Linked DNA regions of Homo sapiens: all the other regions are linked to region 1. Evidence: read pairs that join two places in POLR2A ChIA-PET (ENCODE). Cell type or tissue: MCF 10A. All regions are shown on one strand. Region 1 holds the start of TBC1D10A (TBC1 domain family member 10A). Region 2 holds the start of LOC105372988 (a long non-coding RNA gene). Region 3 overlaps AP1B1 (adaptor related protein complex 1 subunit beta 1). Region 4 overlaps HORMAD2 (HORMA domain containing 2).

The links. Peaks named below come from ENCODE experiments on the same cell type or tissue, not always from the same donor. Only the 100,000 strongest peaks of a DNase experiment are listed, where the experiment ranks them.
Region 2: POLR2A ChIA-PET joins it to region 1 with 5 read pairs; 3 of 35 experiments call an interaction of 5 or more read pairs at or near these places.
Region 3: POLR2A ChIA-PET joins it to region 1 with 5 read pairs; 1 of 35 experiments calls an interaction of 5 or more read pairs at or near these places.
Region 4: POLR2A ChIA-PET joins it to region 1 with 5 read pairs; 2 of 35 experiments call an interaction of 5 or more read pairs at or near these places.

Annotation. Positions count from the first base shown.
Region 1 is chr22:30,324,074-30,329,073 of GRCh38, forward strand. It overlaps TBC1D10A (TBC1 domain family member 10A), which reads right to left and starts at 2,868. Exons shown (of 9, transcript NM_031937.3): 1 at 2,600-2,868. The coding sequence starts at 2,808. RefSeq lists an enhancer at 1,275-2,224 and silencers at 2,441-2,490, 2,791-3,120. In MCF 10A, a CTCF peak has its summit at 3,800; DNase peaks (open chromatin) are centred at 1,218, 2,948 and 3,858.
Region 2 is chr22:30,203,589-30,208,588 of GRCh38, forward strand. LOC105372988 (a long non-coding RNA gene) reads right to left here and starts at 3,606. Exons shown (of 3, transcript NR_188588.1): 1 at 3,460-3,606. It also overlaps a transcript of HORMAD2 not described here. RefSeq lists enhancers at 2,142-3,341, 3,196-3,817. In MCF 10A, no CTCF peak of the experiment used is centred here; DNase peaks (open chromatin) are centred at 1,313, 1,833, 2,253 and 3,513.
Region 3 is chr22:29,341,678-29,346,677 of GRCh38, forward strand. It overlaps AP1B1 (adaptor related protein complex 1 subunit beta 1), which reads right to left. Exons shown (of 23, transcript NM_001127.4): 12 at 608-706; 13 at 1-83. Among named protein-coding and RNA genes, the nearest start is that of SNORD125, 11 kb to the left of the region's middle. In MCF 10A, no CTCF peak of the experiment used is centred here; a DNase peak (open chromatin) is centred at 2,624.
Region 4 is chr22:30,156,893-30,161,892 of GRCh38, forward strand. All of the region lies in intron 10 of HORMAD2 (HORMA domain containing 2), which reads left to right. Among named protein-coding and RNA genes, the nearest start is that of HORMAD2, 79 kb to the left of the region's middle. In MCF 10A, no CTCF peak of the experiment used is centred here; a DNase peak (open chromatin) is centred at 3,029.

The sequences.
Region 1 (5,000 bases):
ACCCCCAGGCCTGGCAACTTCCACATCCAAAATGTCTTAAGACAACCTTTGGCCCAGGGTAGCTGAAATGGACCTTTAATCTGGAGTCAGAGTCCCCACCATCTCCACAGTACCCATGAGGGCTAACGTTTCACTTCTCTAGCATAGAACATGGACTCCTAGCCTTCAACCACGAGACTGGGTTCAGGGCGGTCACCCTGAAGCTTTCCATAACTTCCCCTCTATGGCCTTGGGCAGGGACTTACTCTTGGCTTTTTTGAAACCACAATATAAATTAAGTAGGGAACATCGAAGCTTTCAGATACCAGAGATTTTAGGTTGACTGACAGGCTCCAGAAAGTGAGGGAAGGAGAGAGGACTGGAGCTGGGATCCCACCTCAGCCCCAGCCCTACAGACAGCAGCCATGTAGAGGGTGTCTGCAGAGCCACATCCCGGGTTTGTGGTTGTGGGGTAAGAAAGACAGATGTCTGGCTGCCTGGTTGGGGACTACAGCCAAAGGGAGGTGCTTCCACTGGGGCCTCACTCTGCCCACAAATACCAGAGATATGCCCTCATTTTTCTCTTCATTTCTCAGACCCTTAGAAGGAAAGAAAGAAAACTAACATTTTCTGGGCCGCTACTTGTGACAAGCGCTGTGCCAGGCACCTTCACGTATCATATACTCATTTAACCCCCAGAGTAATGTTGGGAAGTGGGTGTTACTGTCGCCCTTTACAGTGAGTAAACAGGCTCAGAGATTCAGGATCTTGCCCAAGGTCACAAAGCTAGCAAGTGTAATTCCTAAGTTTGGCCTTTTCCTAATATATCACATTGCTCTGCACCCCAAGATCTGGTTGATTGCCTGATAAGCATGTAGTAGGAACTCTCATGCCCTAGCATTCTCCCACAAATCTGAGCTCTTCCTTCCAAGGTCCCATAAATGCAACTGGGAACTCCTTTCCTAGATCTCAAGACCACACACCTCCCTGGGTCCTAATCCCAGGTGACTGCTCCTCAATTCAAAACACTCCAGGTCCCCACTAAGTTCTCACAAGTGAATCCCTGGGGAACTGTGACAAAGCATCAGTCAGGGTGAGGGTTCAGAATGAGGGGTGCTCTCTCTGAGTCCTGGACTAAACCTAGCCTGCTGTGAGCCAGTAGGGAGATACTGGAGGAGACAGATCCAGTGGGTGAGAGGGAACTCCCCTTAGGGGAGGGGCCTGGATTTCTCCAAGGAAGAAGGAGGCCTGGTGAATAAGAGGCTTTAGGGCTGGGGAAAATCCCGGAAGTGACAGGGGTTCTTAGACAGTTAAAGCGCTTCCATAAGTCATGAGAGAGTCTGGGGTGACCTTGGACAATCTCAATTGGTCAGAGAAAGGGAGAAAGGATATTCTCTGGAGTAGGGTCATGGCAGGGCCCCAGGAGCTCCTACTGGTGATTGGGATGGAAAGCACACATCAGGAGGGAGTCTTGTCAGTTCTGTGCACAACACTGGTCTCACGTGACAGGACAGCTGGGATGGGAGTGGGGTATGGAGTCCATCTTTCCTAAGGGGACCGCCAGCCTGTACACATGATCTCTGAGGCCTGGGCTCGGGGGATTCTGTGGGGCAACATGGGGCCCAGCTTGGAGGCAAGGTGCTGTTCCACTGCCCCACATTTCTCTGTCTGCTAGCTGGGTGTCTGGGTGCTCTCGGGATAGGACATCGGGGGGTGCTAATATGAGCAGGGACCCTGCTGTCTCCCTGCCTGCCCCCGTCCCACGCCCAAGATCTGCCCTTGGGAGGAGGCGCATACATACACAGGACATACACAGAGCCCATCTACTGGCTCCTGTGGCTGCTGGAGCTGATGGTCTGTCCTAGTGGTGGGGCTCCCTGTCGCCCTGTACGTGCTGGGAAGGGGGAGTACCTGCCCACCTGTTGCCAGTGCCAGTGGAGGAAGCTGTGTATGAGCGGATAGGGGGCCCTTCTCCGACCCTTCCATGAGGAGAAGGGACTGTCTGTCCCAGGATGGAGCTGAGGGGAGGGAGGTGACCAATGTCTGTCCATCCAGAGGTCTGTATGCCTCGAGGAAAGGGTCAGTCTGTCCTGGGAAGGGGTGGGGGCGGGGCAGTCAGTCCTGAAGTCGGTCTGAGGTCTCCTGGTGTGGGGGCAGTGAGGCGGGGAGACAAGGGCGTCTGTGGGTTTGTGGGAGGGGGAAAGATGGAGAATGAGTGTCTATGGAGGGGGGCGCCAGCCATCTGGGAGCCTGTCGGGGTGGCAGAAACAATCATCCCTAAGGTCTTGGCGGCAGGGGTGGGTTTGGGGCAGTCTGTCATTCTGTTCCACGGCTGGAAGGAGGGCACAGTCGGTCCTTCCTGGGAGCGGGTCAGTCTGTCCGGAGGGTGGAGGTGGCGGGTGGAGGTGTGGGCCCGTCCGCCCCCTGGGTCGGAAGTAGGACTGCGAAGGGGGCGGGTCTAGGAAGGCAGGGGTGGTGGGGGTGGGGCAGGGGAGGGAACGGGGATTAGTGGTCCCTGCCTGGGAGGGGGACGTGTCGGCAAGTCCCGAGGGCGCCTCCGTCCGTGTCGAGGCCCCTCGCGTGGGTGGCGCGCTCAGTCCCGACCCCCGGCGCTACTCACGCGCCCTCGGCGCCCTGCGAGCCCACGATGAAGCCGAACTTGTCGATGCGGCGCTCGGCGAAGCCGTTGGCCTCCGAGTCAGACCCGAGAGAGCTGAGTTCGTCGGTGGTTGCGGCGTCGGGGCCCTGGGCCAGGCTCTCCCGGGTTCCCGACAGGCTTTCCCCGGCCGCGGGCGCGCGCGGCCCATTCTCTCCGTTGCTCTTCGCCATCCCAGCCGCGCCCGCCGCCTGAGCTCCAGCGGCCACCTCAGCCGCCCTGCTGCCGCCGACGCCCCGCCCACGCGCGGCGCCTATTGGCCGCCGCAAGGCCGGGGGGCGGGGCTCCAGGCCCACCCCGGAGCTCTCCCCCCACGCCCAATGGGCGCCGCGGACCCCGGGCCCCGCCCACCCTCCCCCGGCGGGCGCCAACAAGCCCGAAGTGAGGGGGCGGGGCAGCCGTCACCGCAGCCCTCCCCGCCCTCCTCCGGGCTGCCAATCACAAGAACTCACCTGGACGAGCTCGGGCCTTTCCGGGTTGGCTCCAAGCGGGGCCTGTCACCTACTGCAGAGCGCGAGCCGGAGGCCCAGGGCTTCCTCCATGGATTCCTCATCTGCCTCCTGAGCCCCGCTCCCTGCGAGACCCCAAGGACGTGGTAGGGATTGTTTGCCCCATTCATTTATGAGGAACTCTGAGGAGGCCCAAGTGAGTTCAGGGACGCAGAGCGGCTTAAAGGCCCAGCCTGAGCCAGAAGTCTGGCAGTCCCATTGCACTCACTGCTTCTGGGGCTTTAAATTACCTCGTGAGACCTAATTATTAATAATCACCAGCGTTTACTGAGCCACGCACGCCCGAAGCTCTACCTACTTTCTCCTGTAGTCTTTTCCCCAGCAGTTTTATGGAACATAAACATACCATAAATTCACGTTTAAAGTGTACAATGATTTTTAGCATATTTACAGAGTTGTGCAGCCATCACAACATTCTAATTTTAGAACATTTTCATCACCCCAAAAAGAAACTCCTACCAATTAGCAGTCACTCCGCATCCTGGCTCCCCCAGTCCCTGGCAACCACTAATCTGCTTCCTGTTTCTATAGATGTCCCTTTTCTGGATATTTCATATAAATGGAATTATACAATATATGGCCTTTTATGTCTGGATTCTTTCTCTTGAACATTTTCAAGTTTCATCCACATTGTAGCATGTATCAGTGCTTCTGGATTCACATCTGCCCCAGGTATGTCTGACTCCACCCCTCCCTTTCCTGGGATAGGCCCACACCGCCATGAAAGACCTATACTGCCCCTCCTGGGAGCTGGGACTATACCAGATTTTGTTTTTCCATTCATCAGTGATGGTCATTCGCGTGTTTCTAGTTTTTAGCCATTATGAATAATGCTGCTCTGACCATTCAGGTACAAGCTTTTGTGTGGGGGCCTTATGTTTACATTTCTCTTGGATAGATAAGGAAGAGTGGAATTGCTGGGTCATATGGCAACTGTTTAACCTTTCGAGGAACTGGCAAACTGTTTTCCAAATTGGTTGCAACATGTCTTGTAATCTCTTAGCAATGAGGTATACACCATTATTAGTCCCATTTTACAGTTAAGGAGACTGAGGTAAAGTCAGTTGCCTAAGGTCCCAGAATTAGCTGTGAATATAGCCAGGATTCGAACTTAGCTCTTACCAACTGCCTATATTTGGAGGGATGGGCCGATTTTATCTATATGGGCTTAGCCCCAAGCAGCTGATTTCTGACCCTAGAGATTGTCAACTCTTGGATCTATAATATAATGATAGCTCCTCGCTTATGTCTAGTACTTTATGGTTTACAAGTCACAGTATATTGTCATCTGACACTCCCTGCAGACCTGTGGGAGAGACAGGCCTAGAGAGGGGAAGGGACTGGAAGACTCAGACCTGGCTGCAGGGCCTGGGACAGACTATTCAGGGCCCCAAGGCAAGCCCCAAGAGGGGGTCTTGAGCCTTGAGTGATTTCACCTTGATGCCATGTGGCCTGGACATTCTTGATGGCGTCATTGTACAATCCTCACATTCCATGAGCTTCTGGCTTTCCATAAACAAGGCAAGAACAGACATGGGAGTGGGCACAGGCTATTTTGGTCTTAAACCCTCAGTCTAGGAGGATGTTCCTTCTCTTCAGTGACTCCAGACAGTGGTGGGCTCCTGGTCCCAGCTCCCAGGAGGGGCGGTATGGGTCTTTCATGGTGGTATGGGCCTATCCCAGGAAAGGGAGGGGGAGGAGCCAGACATACCTGGGGCAGATGTGAAGCCTCAAGTACAGCAAAGAAAAGTATCCACGACCCTTTGACTTCATGATTCTATCCCTAGGGTTATATCCCAAACATGTTCTTACTCAGCTCTGTGAGGGCACAAATATAGAGACGTTCACCCCAGGGA
Region 2 (5,000 bases), 120 kb before region 1:
ACATACATTCACCCTTCCGGCACATGCATCCTCACACATGTATACGTGCATGTGCACACATACCCACATACATAAACACACTCCTATATGTGAGTATGCACACAATCCACCTTCTCACACATTCTCAAATGCACCTGTCTGCGCACACATTCTCACGCAAAACACACATGTTCTCCCTCACGCATGGCTATAAGTGCACGTGCATGCATCCTTATACACACATTCACACACAAACGTGCACTCTGTATACACACGAACCTGCACCTTACATCTTCACACATGTCCATGCGTATAGGTTAATGTACACGTTTACCCTCATACACAAGCACACACATACATGCATTTTCACACATGCATATGTGTGCACACATTGTCATAGTGCCTTCACACACATGCACACACACATGTGCATCCTCACATACATCCTCACACCTACATACCCCCCATGCCCTATACTTGGGTGAACACTCATCCTCTCATACACAAAGCCCTTTTGAGCTGATGCTTCTCCCAGAGTTAATTTGACTGTCTCCTCCATGACAAGGAGGGGCCAGTGACTGGGTCTGGTTTCCATTTGGAGCTCGCAGCCTGGCACCCAGCTTGACAGACAGATGGTAGCAAAGGCCCATAGCCCCAGGTCACCCACGGGCCCCAGAGGAGTGTTCCTGCCATCCATCCATCACCCAAGAGCCAGCACCCTGGAGTTGGATCAGTGTGGTCCTCACAGTAGCTTGGTGACCATGAATAAGTTTCACAGCCTGAGTCTTAGTTTTTCATCCAAAAAGGGTGGTTAACACTTATTTCATGGAGTTGAGAAGGCTAAGATGACAGAGGTGAAGTGGCCACACATAGTAGGTGATCAGGAAAGAGCTCTTTCAGGCGGCTGCCCTGGGCCACCAGAACTCCCTGGCCACCATTCTCCAGGGCCCCAGGCACACTGGGGTGGGAACTAATGAAATCCAAATGTGAAACTCTAGGCCTTTCATGTGGTTGCTGGTCAGAAGCACATTTGATAAGGTGTCCCGGCTGTCCTGGCCGTCCCTACATGAAGTCTGTCTAGCCAAGGCATTTCCAGGGGTCTAATGAGAAGGGAACTGTGGTTGGGTGATTTCGAAGGTGATGGGAAAGACGTTGTTTTTCATTTATAAAGCTGCCAGGGCCAGTTGGGGAAAAGCAGAGGAAAGGGAAACTACAAGAAAGTAGATCCAAAGAAACAGAACCTGAAAGAGCTCCCCAGGCTGCTGCCTAGAACATCTGGAACTAAGCTAATGGGCATGGAGGGAGAGCAGCTGCCAAGCCATCTCTTGGCACGAGCTCTGAGAGCCGCCTGAGGGAGCTGGAGCAGACGCCGTGGGACTTTTCCCCTGAGTTATTGCAGCTTCCTCCTGGAGCCGGCCCGGGGTGGCGGCTCAAACATGGAAATGTGGTCTGAATCCTCTTCCCAGCAACCGCTGCTGGGCCTCAGTTTCTCTCTGTGAGGCGGGCAGTTGAGCGAAATGAAATTATAATATTTAATTATAATATTGCGAGTGTCAGACACTGCGCTGAGTTCTGCATGTGGATCCTCTTAATCCTTAAAACAACTCCAGAGGTGGCAATGATTGCACCCACTTTACAGATAGAATAACTGGTCAGAGAGGGTGTGTGTGTGTTACCTAAGGTCACGGAGCCAGCAAGGGCACCGGGTGAGAATTTGAACCCAGAGCCACTGGCTTCCTAACCACAGCGCTCTCCTGCTGAGCAGGGACAAGTACTCATCTTCCCAGCTCTCCCTGCAGTCAGGGAGCCAGAACACCCTGGGACCGGAAACTGCTGCCTGGATGACCTCAGCCAGCTACCTCGTTTCGCAGACGGGGAAAGTGAGAACCAGAGAAGGCCGGTGACTGGCCCAAGGTCACGTTGTGTCCCATATCCTCCTCTCATTCCCGGACGTCCAGCTCCCCAACAGCCCCAGCACAGAGCTGGGGAAAAATCTTCAGAGACATCCCCTTGGGAAGACAGCTGGAAGGCAGGGCTGAGCCGGGGTCATTTGTGACCCAGCGGTGAGGTGATGAGGTACTGACGAAAGTACTGTATTTCCCCCTTTTGAGAAACGCTTTGGCATCAGATGAGTCTTGGGGGAGGGAGGAGAGGAATTTGGCAGGGATCTGGTTATAAGCCATCTGGAGGGTGGCGTGAGGACCGGAAAAGCCGCTGCCCGTTCTGTTTGGTCTCATCCCCTGAATGAGGTCACTGAATGTGCACGGGAGGCTCAGCGCTGCCCCACTCCAGCCTGATGGAGAAATCCTACCCGAAATCCCAAAGCAGGGCAGGGACATTCCCACCAGATACTTTTGCAGCCTTTGTCCTGTGGGACGAAGCAAGGGATGATGACACACTCGCCTGCCCACCCGGAAGTGAGTCTCAGGTCATTGCATCAGAAGGGTGACAACCTAACACAAGTCATTGCTAAGCAACTCTCGCGTGCTCAGTATTCACATTTTCTTGCTTCATTCTGACCACTACACTGCACAGGAGCCATTATTCTCACCCCCCGCCTCCATTTACAGATGAGGACACCGAGACCCAGAGAGTTTTTTGTTTTGTTTTGTTTTTTGAGATGGAGTCTTGCTCTGTCACCCAGGCTGGAGTGCAATGGCACGATCTCAGCTCACTGCAACCTCTGCCTCCTGGGTTCAAGAGATTCCCTTGCCTCAGCCTCCTGAGTAGCTGGGACTACAGGCACCTGCCACCACACCCAGCTAATTTTGTATTAGAGATGGGGTTTCACCATGTTGGCCAGGCTGGTCTCCAACTCCTGACCTCGTGATCCACCTGCCTCAGCCTCCCAAAGTGCTGGGATTACAGGCATGAGCCACCGCGCCTGGCCTGTTTTATTTTTTGTTTTGTTTGTTTGTTTTGTTTTGTTTTCAGAGATAGGGTCTGGCTTTGTTTTCCAGGTTAGGGTGCAGTGGTGCGACCATAGCTCACTGTAGCCTCAAACTCCTGGGCTCAAGCAATCCTCTCGCCTCAGCCTACCAGGAACTGGAACTACAAATGCATGCCACCATCCCCAGCTAATATTTTTCCTTTTTGGAAAAATGAAGTCTCACTATGTTGCCCAGGCTGGTCTCAAACTCCTGGGCTCAAGTGATCCTCCTGCAGTGCTGGGATTACAGGCATGAGCCACTCTGCCCGGCCAATCTCAGAGAGTTTTGATGAAGTTACAAAATTCTGACCATGGAGCCAGAACTCAAATCTAGGTATGTGAGGTCTGAGCCCAGGCTTCCACCAGGGCCACTGTGCTGCAACTGCCACCACTTCCTGGCACCTCAAGTGACACCCGAGCATCATTCAAGGGAAATGGCCCATATCCCGGCAATTCCCCCACCCGCCCCACTTTCTTCTCTGAATTAGGGACTTCGGCAGAGACAGAGCCCCAGCAGCCTCCACCCGTCCCCTCGTGTCGGCCTTGCTCACCCACGGATGAGTCAGTTGGAATGTTTGGACATCCCAGCTCAGCGGCTGTGGTACCAGGAGCTGTCAGGAGGCGGGAATGCAGAGAATGTGGCTCACTGTGCTCCCGCCCGCCCAGGCTGAATCCGCAGAGAGGTTTGGAAGGTGAATGACACAATGTTTGTCAAGGGTTTGGGACGACAGGTGCATGTGAAGATGAGGACAAAGACTGATTCTTTTCTTGGGGCTGCCAGCACAGTTTCGCATCCCTCCCACACATGTCCGCATTCCAGGCCCAGACACTCCGTGCCCTGGGCTCCTATGAAGGGCAAGAAACCACTGATTAGGAAGCAAGAAGAAGAAAAAGAAATGTCCCAGGCTCTTAAAAGAAAGAGTGTTTGACCTCTTTACCCAAATGCCATCCTGAAACACAGCTTTTTTGTTTTTCGTTTTTTTTTTCTTTTAGAGACAGGGTCTTGCTCTGTCACCCAGGCTGGAGTGCAGTGGCACGCTCACAGCTCACTGCAGCTTCCAACTCCTGGGCTCAAGCGATCCTCCCGCCTCAGCCTCCCAAAGCACTGGGATTACAGGCGTGAGCCACTGCACCAGGCCCTGAAACACTGCTTTGATTCTGTCTCTCTCCTACTCAGATGCCTTTGTGCAGGCCGACAATCTTTTCTGGTGTCTTCTCTGTGCGGGGCTGTGTCTGGGCACTGAGTAGACAGTAGTGAAGAAGATGATGATAGTCCTTCCCCAGGGAGTTTCCTTTCTGGAGAGAGGTTCAGATAATTAAAAAGTGAGTGCGCTCACGCCTGTAATCCCAGCACTTTGGGAGGCCAAGGCGGATGGATCACAAGGTCAGGAGTTCGAGACCAGCCTGGCCAATATGGTGAAACCCCGTCTCTACTAAAAATACAAAAATTAGCCAGCCATGATGGTGGGCACCTGTAATCCCAGCTACTCAGGAGGCTGAGACAGGAGAATCGCTTGAACTCGAGAGGCGGAGGTTGCAGTGAGCCGAGATTGCGCCATTGCACTCCAGCCTGGACGACAGAGCGAGACTCTGTCTCAAAAAAGAAAAGTGAGTGTGTGATTACAGATGAGCAGTGTGGGGGAGGAAACAAACTAGGTCTATGATGGAAATTAGGGGAATGGGGTTCCTTTAAAATGAAATCAAACTCCGAGAGCTGCGTGCTGCCTAAATGTGTCACCTCACTGCCCACTGAACACACCATATTTTTCTGCCTCACTGCCTCAGTTCCTGTAATCTCCCCATCCGGGTTCCTTTTTCCTCCCACCTTTCCAGAGTCTGTGCTGCCCACCCCGCCATCCAGAAACTTCCTTGCCCACTTAGGGCTCTGCCCTGTGGATATAAGGTCACCTTCTCATCTCTCTCCCTTCCTATGGGAAGCATAGTTATCTCATGCACCAAGGCTGCGTGAGAATTCCCTCTGACACAAGGGCCCCAGAATCTTTTATTTTGGTGCCAGGCACTGGGGAGATGCAAAATAAATAGTTCTTTAGCAAATGAGCATCCCCAGACTCTGGCTGACTGTGGAAGGTCT
Region 3 (5,000 bases), 980 kb before region 1:
ACCTCCTTGGCTGCCACCGGGTCCGTGGACAGCAGGCGCCAGTAGATGTAGCCACGGTCCCGCAGGTCTGGGTTATCTGAGTCCTTGTGGGGGTGAGGAGAAGCCCATGAAACTCAGAGTAGCCAGGTGAGAAGGGAGGAGACCTTCCTGCAGCCATGAGCCAGGTGCGGCACAGGGGTGGCCAATGGGGACAGCAGTCCTGAGTGCTCCCATGAGCCTGCCCCTATACCACCTACAGGGCCATGCCCTGGCCCCGGGCTCATTCCCCATGGTACTCTACTCCAGCCTGGCCATGCCTGTCTCTACTCCCAACCGCCCTCTGTGGCCTGCCCTTCCTGCCCCCAACACACACCCTCAGGTTTCCATGGGCCCTCCTCCTCTGTCTAGTTTGTCTCAACTTCACTACTTGACCTCACTGCACTTTGTGTTGTGTTCTAAGCACCCTGAAGGCAGGGAGCTTGGGTAACTCTGGGGCTGGAAGCCAGTCCCACCCACAAGATACCTGTCTTAGGAGCGGGCCTGGCTTCCAGGTCTAGTTCCTGGGACAAAAGTTCCCCTGCTTGAGTGAGGGCTATGCTGGGCACAGCGGGGAGGTTGGGGCACCCACCTGAGTGGCCAAACTGAGGACCTGCTGCACCAGCTCCTGGGTCTCTGTTGGCTTCTTTAGAAAGAGTTTCACAATGGCTGTCAGCAGCTGCAGCTGGACCTGCAGGGAACAGCGGTGACGAGGAGGAAGTGTGGGCCTCACATGGGGATAGAGGGAGAACAAAAAGGCTTGAAGAGGAATAGGGTGTTCAAAGTCCCTGGAAGCCAAGCATAGCTATTCTAGGTTTGGGGCTGTCACGGCACACAGGCAAAGGGCTGCCACAAGTGTTGGTGCCGCTGAGCAGCCAGACCTCGGCATCACTCACTCAGGAAGGAGCTGAATACTGGACTATTTGGCAAACCCAAGTAGGCCAGGGGCCGCTGCCCAGCCCTAGGGTTTTAGAAACCTGTTGGAGCTCTAGAATTCACAGAACTATGAGAAGCTCACATGTGTGGCTGGAGTGCTTCTTATCAGGACCATCTGTCAACAAGTGGCGACAGTCCCATGGAGGCCCAGGGGACTGGGGCAGCAGGGCCCACAGAGCCTGCCGTCAAGGACCTGTGCTTCTACCAGAGGGTTGGAACTATTCCTGGTGGCCCTCCACCGGCCCCTGCCACATGCCTGGACATACCCAAAGCTGCCCTCATCCTGGCCAACACCTCCTCACCCTTCAGATCTCATGCCAACCCCACCTCCAGACCCCCCATGCTTCTGCAGCCTCTTCCACCCCGTCACAGCGCCACCAGTTGCTGGCTATCCTGTACAGTGAGCCCCCTGTGGGCTGGAGTGATGTCTGTCTTGCTTACTGTCGTGTCACTAATTACTGCCCAATCTAGTGCCTGGTGTATAGCAGGCACTTAAGAAATACTTGCTGACTGAAGAAACATCTATGCGAGAACAAGTCTCTGCACATAATCCTTCCTTAGTCACGGTCTCATTTTTGCTAGTCCTAGGACAAGGGGGCAGCCTGATGCTCCCGGAGTCAGGGGCAGTGGGAGCCCATAGGCTGTGCCAGGGACAGGTCTGCAGCAGGAGGGCAGGAGTGGCAGTGCAGGAAGCCCAGCAGCAGCCGTGCTGACGGCATCTCTGGCACCTGCCCAGCAGGAGGGCACTTGTGCAGGGAAGGCTGACAGAGGCAGGCAGAATGGAGGGCACGTGGTCCTCCAATTCTGGGGTGAACCAGAGTCTGCAATTTGGTTACATGGGGGCCAGCAGCAGATGAGCAGTAGGCTGGCTGTTTCCAAGGCAGGAGGCAGCCCAGCATCTGGCTTCCAGACTCTAGCCCTGCCTGGGCAGCCAATGGGAAGCCGTTTACCCCCATCTGTAAAGGAGAGGTGTGGCCTACTTCAGGGATTCTTGTGAGCTTTAAAAACAGCAACTTATGGCAGCTTGCTTGGAGCTGGAGTCAGATCACACCTTATGTGAACTCCAGTTCTATCACTTCTCAGCTGACAGACCCTCGGCAAGTCATTTAGCTTCTCTGAGTCAGTTTCCTAACGTATAAAACAGTCATTACACCTCACAGCGTTAATGGAGAGTTGATGAAACCACAAATGTAAAGAAGTGGCCAGGCGTGATGGCTCACACCTGTAATCCCAGCACTTTGGGAGGCCTCGGTGGTTGGATCACCTGAGGTCAGGAGTTCGAGACCAGCCTGGCCAACATGGTGAAACCCTGTCTTTACTAAAAATACAAAAATTAGCTGGGCCTGGTGGCAGGTACCTGTAATCCCAGCTACTCGGAGGCTGAGGCAGGACAATTGCTTGAACCCGGGAGGCAGAGGTTGCAGTGAGCCGAGGTCTCGCCATTGCACTCCAGCATGGGGGACAAGGGCGAGACTTTGTCTCAAAAAAAAAAAAAAAAAGTAAAGAAGCATTGTGTATTCTGCTCACTACAGAACAGCTATCATCATCACAGTCATTATCACCACTACCATCACACAGGGACTCTTGAAAGAGTTCTTCCCAGTCCAGTCAGCCGGATGCCTGGAATTATTCATCACTGTCAGATCTGCTGTGGTTCCAGTCAGGTATGCCTCAGGCTGTATTGCCAGAGGGAGGTCTGGCCAGGTGCCCAGGGCCCTGGCTCAACAATCCGTTCCAGTTCCTCTCAACACGCTCAACACACTCAGGCCGTTAGCCTGCATATTTAGGGCAGCCTTCTGCAATAATGCCATTGCCCCTGCCATCCAGACAGGATGGGATGGCAGGACAGGGCCAGACGCTGGGCTGATATACCACCCTGGCCAAGATTTTTTTTTTTTTTTTTTTTTTTTTTTTGAGATGCAGTCTCACTCTCCTGCCCAAGCTGGAGTGCAGTGGGATGATCTCATCTCACTGCAACCTCCGCCTCCTGGGTTCAAGTGATTTTCCTGCCTCAGCCTCCCGAGCAGCTAGGATTACAGGCACACACCATCACACCTGGCTAATTTTTGTATTTTTAGATGGGTTTCACCATGTTGGCCAGGCTGGTCTCAGACTCCTGACCTAAAGTGATCCACCCACCTCGGCCTCCCAAAGTACTGGGATTACAGGCGTGAGCCCAGCTGCTGACCAAGACTTTCTAAGTCTGCTGTCCATGGCTAGAGAGGCCTAGGAGCCAAGGATGAGAAGATTCAACAAGACAATATAAAATGAGTTCCATAATTGTCAAGCCCGGTGCAGTGGTGCAGGCCCATAGTCCTAGCTATTCAGAATCCTTTGAGCCCAGGAGTTCAAGGCTAGCCTGGGCAAAACATAGTGAGATTTCGCCACTAAAACAAACAAACAAAAAACTCCAAATCGTCAAGCACTAAACAAGTATTCTTTTTTTTTGAGACAAGGTCTCGCTCTGTTGCCCAGGCTGGAGTGCAGTGGTGTGATCTTGGCTCACTGCAGCCTCAACTTCCCAGGCTCAAGCAATCCTCCCACCTAGGCCTCCCAAGTAGCTGGGACTACAGGTATGTGCCACCACACCCAGTTCATTTTTTTTTTTTTATAGAGATGAGGTCTCACTATGTTGCCCAGGTTGGTCTCGAACTCCTGGACTCAAAAGATCCTCCTGCCTCGGCCTCCCAAAGTGCTGGGTTACAGGCATGAGCTGCTGCACCCAGTTAACAAGTTTTGTTTTGTTTTTTTTCTTTTTTCTGAGATGGAGTCTCGGTCTGTTGCCCAGGCTGGAGTGCAGTGGTGTGATCTTGACTCACTGCAGCCTCAACTTCCCAGGCTCAAGCAATCCTCCCACCTAGGCCTCCCAAGTAGCTGGGACTACAGGGGTGTGCCACCACACCCAGCTAATTTTTTTTTTTTATAGAGATGAGGTCTCACTATGTTGCCCAGGTTGGTCTCGAACTCCTGGACTCAAAAGATCCTCCTGCCTCGGCCTCCCAAAGTGCTGGGGTTACAGGCGTGAGCCGCTGCACCCAGTTAACAAGTTTTGTTTTGTTTTTTTTCTTTTTTCTGAGATGGAGTCTTGGTCTGTTGCCCAGGCTGGAGTGCAGTTGTGCGATCTCGGCTTACCGCAACCTCCGCCTCCCGTGTTCAAGCGATTCTCCTGCCTCAGCCTCCTGAGTGGCTGGGATTACAGACGCACACCACCATGCCTGGCTAATTTTTGTATTTTTAGTAGAGACGGGGTTTCATTATGTTGGTCAGGCTGGTCTCAAACTCCTGCCTCAAGTGATCTGCCTGCCTTGGCCTCCCAAAATGCTAGGATTACAGGTGTAAGCCACTGTGCCTGGCCCTAACAAGTATTCTTAAAAGAGCTTTGAACTGTGTTGTGAACCAAAGATGCAAAGTGAACAGGCTACTGAATTACATCACACCCCCACTTTACAAACAAGGCCCAGCAGTCTTTGCAATAACTGCACTAGAGACAAGGAAATGGGTTTGGTGAGTTCAAGTAACTGTGCTCCAGGCCACACAACAGGGAGGAGGAGCTTGGATCTCAAACTTCAGAGCTCTGTTTCTGTTCACACCACCAGACTCTTGGCTTACCTCTCCCTGTCCAGCTTCTCTCATTCTAGCTTTTTAGCAGGCTTAGCTGCAAAAGACTGACCCTATTATAGGGGCAGAAGCACACCCCTACAGCAGCGGTTCCCAGCCTTTGTGGCACCAGGGACCAGTTTTGTGGAAGACAATTTTTCCACAGATAGGGGATGCGGGTTGGGGGATGGTTTCAGGATGAAACTGCTCCACCTCAGATCAGGCATTAGGTTCTCATAAGGAACACACAACCTAGATCCCTCTCATGTGCAGTTCATAATAGAGTTTGCGCTCCTATGAGAATCTAATGCCGCCGCTGATCTGACAGGAGGCGGAGCTGAGGCAGTAATGCTTGCTTGCCCGCCGCTCACCTCCCGCTGTGCAGCCCAGTTCCTTACAGGCCATGGTGGCCCGGGGGTTGGGGATCCCTGCACTACAGGACATCCTTGCAG
Region 4 (5,000 bases), 170 kb before region 1:
CAAGATATAAACTAACCATTCCAAGAAGTAGCTTTTTCATTCCTACTGTTACTCTAAATTGTCTGAGAGGCAAATTTAGCCTTTTTTCTAAATTAAGATATGTTATTATTGGGCTTTTGTTTAATTCTAAGCCAAAATATACCCAAACTCCCACTACATTCCTTGGAAGCTGTAGATGCTGTTGAAGTGCTCTCTTGGCCACATCTCACTCCTTTAGGAGTCAGCACTCTCCATCTGTATCCTCTTGGAGACCATGAAAGGGAAAACAGCCTCTGTGACTTCTCCAACCAGGTGGGTCAGATTAGCTTTACAGTCCACTTACAAGGAGACTAACAAAGCTCCTCTGTGGGTGTTTGAGCACATTTTACAAAACTGCTGATGACCTCATGAGCCAAAGAAACCAGGTCTCACATTGTGGACTAAGCCTAAATATTAATACTACTTTATATTTATGTAGTGTCTTTTTTCCAAGGAACTCCAGCCTCTTTACAGACATTATGTCACTAATCCTCAAAGCATCCCTGTTTGGTACATGGCAAATATTATCCCCCTCCCTTTTTTTTTTTTTAACAGTGATGGAAACTTGCAAGTTGGTGATGGAACCCAGCCCCCTGGTTCTTAGTCTATGCACTATACCATAAAAAAAGTCAGACGAATACTTTTTCAAGCTATTCATTGCTTCTTGGGTGGGATTTAAGAGGATGTCTTGGCTTGTATGCATTTCAGTTTTCAGTGTCTCTAGCTTCTGTGATCCTCTTTTTCTTCTTCATTGTAAGTCAAGCATGTTCAAGCATATTTCTCTTCCACTGTTGCATTTATGGGAACACTAGAAGTTTGTAACTGAGATTTGAAGTGAAAGACTTCGGTATTGAATATGTAATTTCACTTGTCACTCAGAGATCCCTTATACTTCTCATAACCTAAAAGAAATTAGATTTTTTAAAAAAATTCACCATGCCAGCTTAGAGCACATTTCATTTATAGCAATCACATTTTCACCAAAATTAGGTAATGTTCAACTAAATACAACCAATTTGTGTTGAATTATTAACATGTACCAGATATTATATCAAACATTTTCAAATATATGATCTTGTTTTACATATATTAACACATATGTAATATTCCATGTGAACCTGTTAGATTTAATTCTTAAGTGTATAAACACTCTCCTAGAGTAGGGCAAAGAAAAAAAAAGAGGCATTAATAGAAATATGGCCTCAGTTGTTATATCCAATAAAAATAAAAATAAAAGAGCTCCCTCAATTCTCTCAGTGGAAATCCCCAGTGTAAATATTTCCACAAAAGAGGAAAATGTGGGTAACTTCTAAAAATCACCAGGAGTTAGCTTCATATCCACAAAGTAAAAAAAAAACAAAAACAAAACTTAAAAGTTTGGTTCCTACATAATCAACAACTATACAAAGCATAAGGAAGAGAATAAAACACAGCCATATCTAAGGATGACAAATATTTCTTGATTTCACTTGGTTAGACCCTTCCTAATCAGGATTATTAAAACCAGGAATTATGAACTGTAGTGGTATAGCTTGCTCACTCTTTCTTTCCTTTCTTTCTTTCTTTTCTTTTCTTTTTTCTTTTCTTTCTTTCCTTCTTTCTTTTTCTTTCTCTCCTTTTCCTTTTCCTTCCTTCCTTCCTCCCTCCCCTCCCCTCCCTTCCCCTTCCCCTTCTCCTTCCTTCCTTCCCTCCCTCCCTCCGTCCCTCCCTCCCTCCCTTCCTCCCTTCCTCCCTTCCTGTCTCTCTCTATCTCTTTCCCCCTCCCCTTCTCTCTTTCTCTTTCTTTCTTTCTTTCCAGGGTCTTGCTCTGTCACCCAGGCTGGAATGCAGTGACATGATCCACAGCTCACTGCAGCTTTGACTTCCTGGGCTCCCGCGATCCTCCCACCCCAGGCTTCCAAGGAGCTGGAACCACAAGCGCACGCCACCGCTCTTGGCTGATTTTTGTATTTTTGGTAGAGATGGGGTTTCACCATGTTGCCCAGGTTGATCTCAAACTCCTGAGCTCAAGCAATCTGCACACCTCGGCCTCCAAAAGTTCTGGTATTACAGGCATGAGCCACTGCGCCTGCCCCTGTAGTGGTAAAACTTTAGTCACAAAAAATCAATTTCACATCTCATTTTAAAATTCTTTTATATGAACTACTGTCATGTTTTTCAAATTGGTGGACATCTGTAGCTTCACTGAATTAGAATGATGCCAGTGAAATGAGAGACAATGCGGAAAAATTAGAAAAGTTCTCCTAAAATAAGGCGGAGAGTTTCAACTCTTAATCATTGAATTTTGAAAGCCCTCAGAATAAAAATGTACCATATGCCCTGCCATAATACTGTTTCACTCTGCTCTCTGGCCCAGCTAGATTCGAACTAGCCCTACATTTCTAAGTAAATAGTGCTTAATTTGAAACTGAGAAGCCCTACCACATCACGGAAAATCTTTATAGGTTGGAAAATATGTATATTATGTCATGCTTTAGGTATATAATCTAGCCATATTCTGTAATAGATTTGCTGCAGTTTATACTCAACAACCTTGAGTTTTTAAGAAAACATATTTGTATATTCCAAATGTTTGGTTTATCTTTCATAGGAAATATTAGCCAAAAGGGATACCCTGTATTTCAGGTAAAAACTTAGTGATAGGGAAATTTAAAAAGTGTTAGTCAAAAATCGAATGTTTGCCCTATCAGGGTTGCCATGCATGACTGTGCTGATTGTGTACTGCATAATTCCAGGGATACCTAAAACACAGACAGAAATGTGAATGACACCCCTGGGGTTGAGCAACGCCTGGCAGCCCTGATTTTAAGTAAATAGTAAAGCTTTTGAAAATGCTCATTTTTTTTTTCTGATTCACTACTGAAGACCAGTTGTGAGCTGCAGGAGGGCTTTTATTATTTTTCCTATTTTTTTGTGTATATGCAAGGTCCTTAGTTTTTTCCTCTCCATGTTGTTTCCAAAAGACTTCCTTACTGACTGAGCTTCAGCACACTGCTCTGGCATTCTCCCAGCTCTAAGTTTTCATGAGTCAGGGAAAATGTGTGCACTCTGAAAAGAAGCTTGTCAGACATGCTCAGCCAGCTGACATGAAGTCCCTCTCTCCATTCTTCTTTTCCATCCACATTCTTACAGCCTACTGCTTGTACCTTTATTTAGCCCTGACTTCATCCTACCTGTGTTGGATGTTAGTTAGAGTTTGTTGTTTACATATCTGTGTTCCTTACTACCTTGAACTCTACTGCCCATCCCTGCTGTCCTGCTGCCACTGTGCCCTGCCCTTATCACCACCATAGCACTTAGCATGGTGCCTTGAATCTTCTGCTTGTCTGACCCTCCTCTTTTACCTTTCCATTCTTTGGTTTTCTTTCATTTTCTTTAGTCAGGAGGAAAATATGTATTCTCTAGATGGGGAGAATAACTGGAGGAATGGGAAGAAAGCTCACCTCCGTAAAAGACCAAGAGTGGCCCTGCAGTTAGTTCTGTTACTTGGTCACAACCCTCCATTTCCTCATTTACTCTTACTGTGGCCAGGCCTGGCCCAGATTTAATAAAACAACTTGAAGAGGGTGATATCATGAATTTTATTCCAGTTTTAAGTTTTTAGTGATGCAGTTGATTTTGAAATGACAACAGTACAGATGGTTTTTGCAAGGATGTAAAAGAAACTAGTAACAGTGATTGTCTTTTAGAAGGGGACTTGAATGGTTCTGGGATAGCAGGGAAAGTTTCACTATATACCTTTATATTACCTTTTGAATTGCATATTATGTAAATGTATTAGCTATTGAAATAGATACATAAAACTAACAAAAATGGAAGCAATTAAATAACTATAGTTGAACTAAATTGATGCTGTAGAAAATTCTGTTAATTACAACAAAGTGTTTGAATATATTTTTTCAAAGCTAGATCAGGAAGAGGAGAGGTATGATTATTCTCATTTTGTGTTAGAAATTTTGAAAATGTTTCATCATTTCCTGCATAAATAATATGAAAATTAAGTTTAGGTGCATGCTCCTTATATAAAACTTATCCTCACTCTGAACACTCAACTACTTCACTTTAGGGGTTTTCTATTTCTCTTCAATTGAATTTAGGGCCAATTTAAAGTGAAAATCTGACTTCTTAGTGACTGTATCTTGCAACTCTGCCTCTGCCTTGTGTGGAGGAACTTTACTGGGGAGGCCAGAGTTCCTAAGTGTTATCTACTTTGGTCTCTCCTTCCTGCCAGCAAGAGTAGGCAGTTATGACCTGAGGTTTAGATATTGCACCAATAGAGATCTTCCATCTTAGACAATTTTCATACCAAAGTGGTCTTTTTCTGATATTTTATAGGACCTATCTCTATAGTCATTTCTGTACTTACAGTTATGCTATGTTCCTCTCAACACCTGCTAAAGCACTTATAGAGGCTCATGTTCAAGCAAATGACCTACATAGCAAGTCTGTGAGAAGCAGGGTATTGCATTTCCAATTCTGTATCTATTATCTGTTCATCTCTTTTTTGAAGAATCAGCAAATGTATGTCAAACTTTAGTACATCTAATGACACCATCATGTCATTGCCTGTAAATTTCCTCTATTCATGCCACAAACCAAGAAACAACTTTTTCATTTTTATAATTACTTCAAGTATGTGCTTGAGCGTGTTTATGTATTTAATGTATCCACCTTTAACTACCACGGAATTCATAATTATTTACTCAGGCATTTGAAAGTAAGAAAGTAACTGACATTTTTCTATTGAAAAGTATTTAATAATATTTTAGAATATTTTATAATTTTTAAAAGCCTAATAAACATTATTTTTTTAAATGTTCTTTTTTACCTTTGCAAATAAAGCAAGATTGCAAATAAAAAGATTTTTACACTAACATTTTTTATCACTTTGAAATAAAGGGGATAAAAGAGATTAAAGTAATAAAAATGTTGATTATTATAACCGTGTCAAGTAATAGAAAACACAATTTAAACAATAAACA